Regions from separate parts of the Mus musculus genome. Here region 1 is linked to region 2. Evidence: chromatin loops called from intact Hi-C (ENCODE). Cell type or tissue: left cerebral cortex. All regions are shown on one strand. Each heading gives the region's core, and the rest is flanking DNA. Links, peaks and the distances in the headings are about the cores only.

Evidence for each region. Peaks named below come from ENCODE experiments on the same cell type or tissue, not always from the same donor. Only the 100,000 strongest peaks of a DNase experiment are listed, where the experiment ranks them.
Region 1: it touches region 2 in a loop (5-fold over the local background); 2 of 42 quality-filtered maps call a loop at or near these places.

Annotation. Positions count from the first base shown.
Region 1 is chr6:67,058,011-67,062,410 of GRCm38, forward strand. All of the region lies in intron 1 of E230016M11Rik (RIKEN cDNA E230016M11 gene), which reads left to right. Among named protein-coding and RNA genes, the nearest start is that of Gadd45a, 23 kb to the left of the region's middle. In left cerebral cortex, for the core only: CTCF peaks have their summits at 2,284 and 2,493; no DNase peak of the experiment used is centred there.
Region 2 is chr6:67,255,335-67,259,734 of GRCm38, forward strand. No RefSeq gene overlaps it. Among named protein-coding and RNA genes, the nearest start is that of Serbp1, 9.4 kb to the right of the region's middle. In left cerebral cortex, for the core only: no CTCF peak of the experiment used is centred there; no DNase peak of the experiment used is centred there.

The DNA.
Region 1 (4,400 bases), core at 275-4,274, 200 kb before region 2:
TAACTACTACCTATTCCGGGACACTGTTCTCTTTATGTTCCTTTAACCTACTACAACCTACAGCCAACAGACATTTATTCCTCATGAGCTAAATATGCACTGTGTGCCAGGCTCTGTGTTGGCTTCCTAGGCTGCAAAGTAAAGAAAGTCACAACTTCTGTCCTTGAAGGGTTGACGTTTATCAGGGAGAAGAACGCGCAGTCGAGAAACATGGTCCAGTGTGATAAATGCTAAGTGCAGAAGATTTTAGAACGCAGGGCAGGGCATTCAAATCACCCCAGGGAGAGGAAACTCAACTGGAGTTGTATAGAATGAGTAAGAGTTGGCTAACCATGGAAAGGAAGATTACTGTAGGGACAGAGATCATATGCAAAAGCACAGATGCATGTTTTTAGGTCTGCATTTTTTTCTGTGTGACTGGAGCAAGTGGTGTTTGACATGCTCTGCAGAGGCTAGAGAAAGTGAGTCAGGCAGGAGTGGCAGACAGGTTCCTATGCGGGCCTGTAGGTGGGGGTTTCCAGAAATGCCTTGCAAAGGATTAGAAGCCTATACTGAGTCTCCATAAAAGCCACTCTCACTTCTCCAGTGGGTGTGGAGAATTCACTGCAAGTTACTATGCTAGACATTAAGAATACCAAGGTGCAAGGATATGGTTTCTATACACAAGAAATCTACAATAACTCATTAAAGTTTTATTTCACGTTCTAAAAGTTTTTATTTAATTACTTAATGTGTGTTTATGTGTGTCTGATATATATGTATGGGTGCCCATAGAGGCTAGAGGAAGGTGTTAGATCACCGAGTGACAGGTACCCAATGTGGTGTTGGAAACCAATCTCTTGTCTTCTGCAAGAGCAGCCTTTTGTTCTGTGGTTAGAGGAAGGGCTACGGAGTCCTTCACCACAATTTCCTTAAAGGACAAGTAAAGTTGACCTTAAGTCTGGGGAAATCTTCCAAAATTAAAGGTGAAACATGTTCATTATTCCATTTCCTGTATAGAAATCCTTCTATAAGAATGTTTTTAACACGCTAGACTAAAGATACTCCTTACCTCAGAGATGGATGAGTTGGTTTCTGCTTAGAAAGTTTCTCCAAGTTGTGCAACACTGGCTACTGAAGCAATCCAAGAAACTCCCAAGGCTACCTTCATAACTATTAAAAAGTTATATTATCTGAACTGTGCTTTTTAAAACCTAAAAAACATATACTAGATTCAAAGCTCAGCTTCTTTAGCGGCTATCTTGTTTCTTTTTTGTACAGCTCCTTCTAAACCTCAAATTCTTTTTCTTTCTATCTTTTTTTTTCTTTTGGTTTTTTGAGACAGGGTTTCTCTGTGTAGCTCTGGCTGTCCTAGAACTCACTCTGTAGACCAGGCTGGCCTCGAACTCAGAAATCAGCCTGCCTCTGCCTCCCAAGTGCTGGGATTAAAGGCATGCGCCACCACCGCCGGCAAACCTCGAATTCTTATTTGTAAAATCAATACTATAATATATTTTGATAGTTCACCTATTCAGTCATCCAAAGACCATCTTATAAATGTTTACTGCATACCAGTAATTGATCTAGGCACTAAATAAATATCATTCAATTGGAAGCACACTCTAGTAAGCTTATAGCTAGGGAAGGGAGGAACAATAATGGATCTTGGTGCTATGATGATAAATAAAGGGGGAAATATAAATCTGGTATTCATTGTTACAGGAAAATGCTGGAAGCTGGCTCCGAACCCTGGAAGTACAAGGTCTAAGGACAATTGTATTGAGTTCCTGTAAAGACCCCTAGGCTGTGACATACAGAAGTACATGTGTATCTCTGTCTGTGTGGCCTCTCATCTTATAGAGACACCAGGACTCAATCATATGGCTTCACCTGAAGGACCTAACCTCCCTAGCGGATATAACCCTAAATGCTATAGTTGGATAAGTGATTAGACTCTTATGTGAGTTTAATCAACCACATCCAATTAAAGCAACAGCTAATTCATGTGGGAAGTCAAAGGAGGTTTCTGTGCAAAGGTCATACGTTGTAAAGGGCAAACTTTGTAAATGAAAATGGGGGATGGGTTATAGGAAAGGAAAGTGGCTTGAGTAAAGGCTCTGAGCTGGTTGAGGAGAGTCTTGGGAGGGAAAAACAGAAAATAGCATCGTAGGTTGAAAACTGAAAGCAGGGCATTGTCTTAGAAAGAGGATGTTTCTTACCCTAAACCTCAGTGAGGCTACTTCTGGGAAATCCTGTAGGAAATGCCTGTATGTGCCCACTAGTGGACATATGTGAGAATGTGTTAACCGTCGCTCCCATCAGCATAAAGCTAAAGAAAAACAGACACCGAAAGAGAAAAAAGCTTTATATGCTCATATAATAAAAGATGTTTTGAGCCCAATGGTGATGGCACATGCATTTAATTCCAGCACTTGAGAGGCAGATGCAGGCCGATCTGTGTAAGTTCAAGGCCAGTCTGATCTACAGAGCTAGTTCCAGTACAGCCAAGGCTTCATAAAGAAATATTGAATATGAATCAAATATTCAGACCAACAGATTGAAATTTTATAAATAATACATTACGTTGAGTAAATATACTGTTAAAAATAAAAGCAACCAGTGGTATCGCTAACTATACTTTTTAAATGATCTTACTATATCCAACTTTTTTTTAAAGATTTATTTATTTATTTATTATATATAAGTACACCGTAGCTGTCTTCAGACACACCAGAAGAGGGCATCAGATCCCATTATAGATGGCTGTGAGCCACCATGTGGTTGCTGGGATTTGAACTCAGGACCTCTGGAAGAGCAATCAGTGCTTTTAACTGCTGAGCCATCTCTCCAACCTATATCCAACTTTTAAAAAAGTTGTAGAACCTATATTTGAAGTATTTTTAAAAGAAAAGGAATAAGAAACTTCTGGCAGGATCTTGGAACAGAGAGTAAATCTACTCTTTCATAAACAACTAGAAAATATGTCAAACAATGACTTGAGAACGTGAGCAAACAGTAACAGGTCAGTAGTAAGACGGCATTTCAGTGACTCTTCCAGGCCTCTGCCTGGGCAAAAAAAGGGTCTTCTGAACAGAGTCCAGTGGTCTCTTCTGATTGGAGGGAACAGAAAGTGGAGTTGGAGAATAAGGTGACCACAATCCACACAGCAGAGTATCCCAGGGTGGACAGCCAGACAGTACAGCTCTAAGAATTTAGAGGAAGACTCACTTCATGTCTTTGGCTATATACTAACCCTTGCTAGACTGATGGGGATCACCGGAGGCCAGGAAAAGGCTTTCCAGAAAGAAGAGGGCAGAATCATTCCCAAACCTCATAAAAACCAAGAGACGGTTTTGTTCCCATAGTTCAAAGCAGAAAGGTCTTGTAATGGTTGACCTATCCGAAGGAACCTTAGATATAAAATACCTTGGTACTGGGCTTCAAGAGGGTGCAAAACCCACTCCCAAATAATAAGGCTTAACAGAAAGCTGGAAGAGACCCAACTGTAATCCAAAAAGCCTGACTCTATGCCAGAAGGAAACATAGTAATTTTCAAAGAGCACAAGAAAATCTGGAAACCAGCAGCAAAAATTCACAATGCCCAGCATAGGATTTTTAAAAAAAGGAACCAGAAAGCATAACTATAAATAAGAAATGAGCAAAATTATGACCTAGAATATGGGTAAAAGTACAAGCAATAGAAACAGAAATTATATCAGCGATGAAGCAGTGGACAGGAATGTTAGAACTGCCATCATAAATATGTTTTATGTGTCCAGAAGGCAGAAAAAATATCAACATAATGAAGAAATAACTTGCAATGTTATTGTCAAGAACACCTACATGGAACTTGTAGAGATGGAACCCACCAGACTGAAAGTGAAAATTGTGTTGGATGCGGTTTGGCTTTGGTTGTGGGAGATGTATAGTCTTTCTCCCTTTCCTATCCAGTCTCATGGTCATTGGCTTTCGATTCATTTGTTTGGACCACTCACATTGGGTGTCAATATGAACTTGTTGGATAAGTCGGCCTGTTTGCTCCTTTCCCCTAGTTTGGCTTCTGTTTTGTTTTGTTTTGTTTTGTTTTGTTTTGTTTTGTTTTGTTTTGTTTTGTCTTTCTCTCCTTCATCTTTTTGTGTGTTAGTTTTTTTTATTCCACTGTAGTTCTTTTTTGTTTGTTTGTTTTGGTTTGGTTTTTTTTTTTTTTTTTTTTTGACTTGGTAACTGTACTTTTAGCTTCATTTCGAGGAGTTCTTAAACCAGAGTGCTTCTTTAACTTATCCCACTATAAATCAAGTAAATGCTAATGATTGTTGCCAATACATAGGAGCCTCTGGCCACTTTAGTACACACACACACAATGCTGTGATGTAGTGTTGCAAGATTCTTTTCAGAGAGTCAGATATCCAGGGTTGGGGAGT
Region 2 (4,400 bases), core at 90-4,089:
GCTTCCAAAGCATCCTCACCACAGAAGAATCCCCAGGGGACCCTGCAGCAGGATTTCTGCCCAAAGAACTGTTCCCTGATTGGTGAGATGTCTGTTTCAATTGCATTTTAGCATGACACTTTGAGGTGTGTTTGTGAGAATAACTGGGCATATTTAAAAGACAAATCTTGTTTGGACATTCTACTTGCTGAACGCCTTGCAGACCATTGGCTATGCTCTCTGCACCTAATTTTTTTTTTTTTAAGGTATGTGGCAGAAGAATAATGATAGCCAAGGTTTGTCCTCTGGCCTCCATATGCAGATAAGTGCATGTGTCTCTGCATCCCTCCTCCAGGGCTCCTGTAGATGCTAGAAAGGATCATATTCATTAATTTCATCACTTGACAAGCAATTAAAGACACACGGGTGATGCGAAATAATTTTAGGGTGTTAGGAACCAAAGGACTTTGTTTGAATTGCAGCCCTGCAGATCACTTGCCCAAGGTCATGAGACAACTTATTATTTATCCTTTCTGTGTCCTTGGTCCCATATATAAAATAAGTAAATGATAATGCTGTCCTCACATAATTATTATGAGTTTATATCCATATGAAATATGTAAGAACATGCTTGGCATGCTGAGATCCTGTTAAGCAGATATTGAGGAACAAGAGATAAGCTCAGAAGGAAAAAGATTCAGCCTACTTTCTACTGGGCTCCTTTGTTCATCACTAGGCACTTTTATTTTATTTTTTGAGACAGGATTTCTCTGTGTAACAGTCTTGGCTCTCTTGGAACTCAATTTGTAGATTAGGCCTTGTAGTCTGGCCTAGTACTCACAGATAACTATCTGCTTCTGACTGGAGAGTGCTAGGATTAAAGGTGTTTATAACCACACCATGCTGCAGTAGACACTTCTTTTCAAGATTTACTTATTTTTATTTATATGAATGAGCACATTGTAGCTGTTTTCAGACACACACTTGAAGAGTGCATTGGATTCCATTACAGATGGTTGTGAACCACCATGTGGTTGCTGGGAATTGAACTCACGACCTCTGTAAGAGCAGTCAGTGCTCTTAACTATTGAGCCATCTCTCCAGCCCCAGTGGGCACTTCTTTACACTCATTAAGCACTAGAAGGTGGGAGTATAACAGCTAGACAATACTGCCAATATTTATGAAGTGCTGGGAGAAGCCAAGAGAAAAGCAAACAATGACAATGCTTTATAATAAGTAAGGTAACTGGGCAAGCAAGGCAGGCTTATCATAAAAAGCTTTCCCTCTACAGATGATGTGATAAAAAATAACCCAATGAGATGTGATCTAGAGTCACAGCGCCGGTTACATAACATTCCTGTTGAGACATGAAGGTCTTCATTGGAGTGTTGACCTCAGAGATGGAGAAAAGATGTGTTGGAGGCAAGAGGAAGAGTTATTGGAGTATAATGATTGACTAGAGTGGCTTTGGAAGGGCAGTGGTGTCCTAACTTATCTTCAGTAGTTGTATTCTGGTGCTAGAAAAACGGTTCAGTGGCTAAGAGTGCTTGTTGCTTTTGTAGAGGAACTCAATTCCGTTCCTAGCACCGATACCAGACAACTCACAACTGCCTGTAACTGCAGCTCCAGGGGATCTGACATCTTCAAATTTCCATTTATATGTTTTTCCCCAATTTTTTATTAGATATTTTCTTCATTTACATTTCAAATGCTATCCTGAAAGTCCCCTATACCCTCACGCCGCCCTGCTCCCCTACCCACTCACTCCCACTTCTTGGCCCCGGCATTCCTCTGGACTGGGGCATATACAGTTTGCAAGACCAAGGGGCCTCTCTTCCCAATGATGGCTGACTAAGCCATTTTCTGCTACATATGCAGCTAGGCTCTGGGGGTACTGGTTAGTTCATAATGTTGTTCCACCTATAGGGTTGCAGACCCCTTTAGCTCCTTGAGTGCTTTCTCTAGCTCCTCCATTGGGGGCCCTGTGTTCCACCCAATAGATGACGATGAGAATCCACTTCTGTATTTGCCAGGCACTGGCATAGCCTCACCAGAGACAGCTATATCAGGGTCCTTTCAGAAAAATCTTGCTGGCATATGCAATAGTGTCTGTGTTTGGTGGCTGATTATGGGATGGATCCCCGGGTGGGGCAGTCTCTGGATGGTCCACCCTTTCGTCTCAGCTCCAAACTTTGTTGGTATTATTTATTTATTTATTTATTTATTTATTTATTTATTTTGTATTCTTGGCTAGCCCGGAGCTTGCTATGTAGACCAGGCTGGCCTCAAACTCAGAGATCTGCCTGCCTCTGCCCCACTAAATGTGGGGAATAAAACATGTGCCACTATGCCAGGTGATACTGATTTTTGTTTGTTCCTTTCTTTATTCCTTCATTCTTCCATTCATTGGATCTTTCTTTCCTCTTTCCTGTGTGTGTATGAAGTTGTGAAGTTAGCTTTGCTGTGAAAATCCTCCAGCCTCAGCCCCTCAAGTATACTACCATGCCTGGCTAAATATGGATCTGGATTCTCAGATTTTTACTGCTTCCATTGGAAATAAGTTAATGTAAGTGAGATAGAATCCGATGGATGACATTCACAGTGGAATTTGTCTCTGAAAATTGTGGAGCAAATCATACGTTGAGATTACAAGGTTTGCTGCATGCTCCTTTGGTGTCAACTCTGCAGAGATTGGGTTTGAGTTTATTGAGAATAATTGAATCTGAGGTCTCTTATATCCTAATTTGTGCATGCTTTCAAGAAAGAAATCACTTTCATCATACCTTCAAGAGAATCAAAGAGTGAATTTACAGAGAAAAAGTTGCTTAAGCAGGGCATCTTGATGAATATTTTCAAATCTTAGAAGACAGCAGAGTGTGGTGGCACACACGTATGGTCCCAGCACTCAGGAGGCAGAGCTCTAAGTTTGAGGCCAGCCTGGTCTACAGAGCAAGTTGCAGTATAGCCAAATCTATAGAGAGAAACACTGTCTTGAAAAAAACAACAAGGGGCTAGAGAGATGGCTCAGCAGTTAAGAGCACTGACTGCCCTTCCAGAGGTCCTTAGTTCAAATCCCAGCAACCACATGGTGGTCCACAACCATCTGTAATGAGATCTGATGCCCTTTTCTAGTGTGTCTGAAGACAGCTACAGTATATTTATATATAATAAATAAATAAATCTAGAAAAAAGAAAAAGAAAATAAAAAGCAACAAAACAAAGAAGGAAGAGGCATGTGAAGTGGGAATTTCTGGTTTCATTGGAGACACAGTTGTGTCACGTGATTTTTTTCTGGAAACTGTTTTGTGAGAGGATGTTCTGCTGAGGACAGACATGTGGTGCTTTTCTGGAAGCTGCCTGATGAAAGGGCATGTGATGTTTTGCTGGAGCAGATGTTTGAGAGGACACGTGATGTTTTGAGAGAATCAAAGTATAACCCAGCAAAGAGTGGACAGTGCTCTTGCACTCATTTGCCTTGCACCTCTTTGCTTGTCATTGTTGGGCTCTGCTGATACTGGTCTTTCCTAAAGACACTCTTGCATTGGTTCGCCTTGCTTTCTTCAATGATCTTTACTTGTGACTCCATACACAGAAACACACCAAAGAACTTCTGGTGGCTGCTTCTCGTTGCTCCCATGGACTCATACAAATTGGCAGAGCCTCACTTCTTCTGGATCAAGCCACTTGTACTGATTTGTGTTTGGTGTTTTGCTGTTGGACAGGACTGCTGACAACAAAGATTGGAATCACCAGAAAGAACTATTTCTAAACAAGTCCACAACTCCTGTCTCCTCTTAACCTTTTTTCCCCCGCTAATGCTAGTGAGTGATGGGCTAGAAGGGAAGTTGAAACATAAAGAACCATAATTAAAGAAGGTTTTGAAAAATCTAAGCCTACTGGCATGATCAAGAGTTCAAAGCTGCTGAGCAGTGGTGGCGCAAGCCTTTAATCCTAGCATTTGGGAGGCAGAGGAAGGCGGATGGCAGATCTCTTAGTTCAAAGTCAGCCTGGTCTACAGAGTGAGTTCCAGGACAGCCAGGGCTACACAGAGAAACCCTGTCTCAGAAAACCAAAAAAAAAAAAAAAAAAAAAAAAAAAAAAAAAAAAAAAAAAGCTAGCCTGTGTTACCTAACTAGACCTTGTTTTTAAATTTTTAAAATTATGATAAAAAAATAAAGGAAAGGAAAGCAGGGAGGAGAAAGAATGAAGGAAAAAAAGATGAAAGAAGGGAGAGAAGGAAGAAGGAAAGAAAAAAGAAGAGAGTGGGGAAGACAGAAAAAGAAACGGGGGGAGTGGGAAACGACAGTGATTGTTACCAGTATTAGATTTCTTTTAAGGGCAAATAATGAGTTCCCAAATTAGATCAAAATCATGGTTGCATGAGCCCATGAATACATGGAAAAACACTCAACTTTAAGCT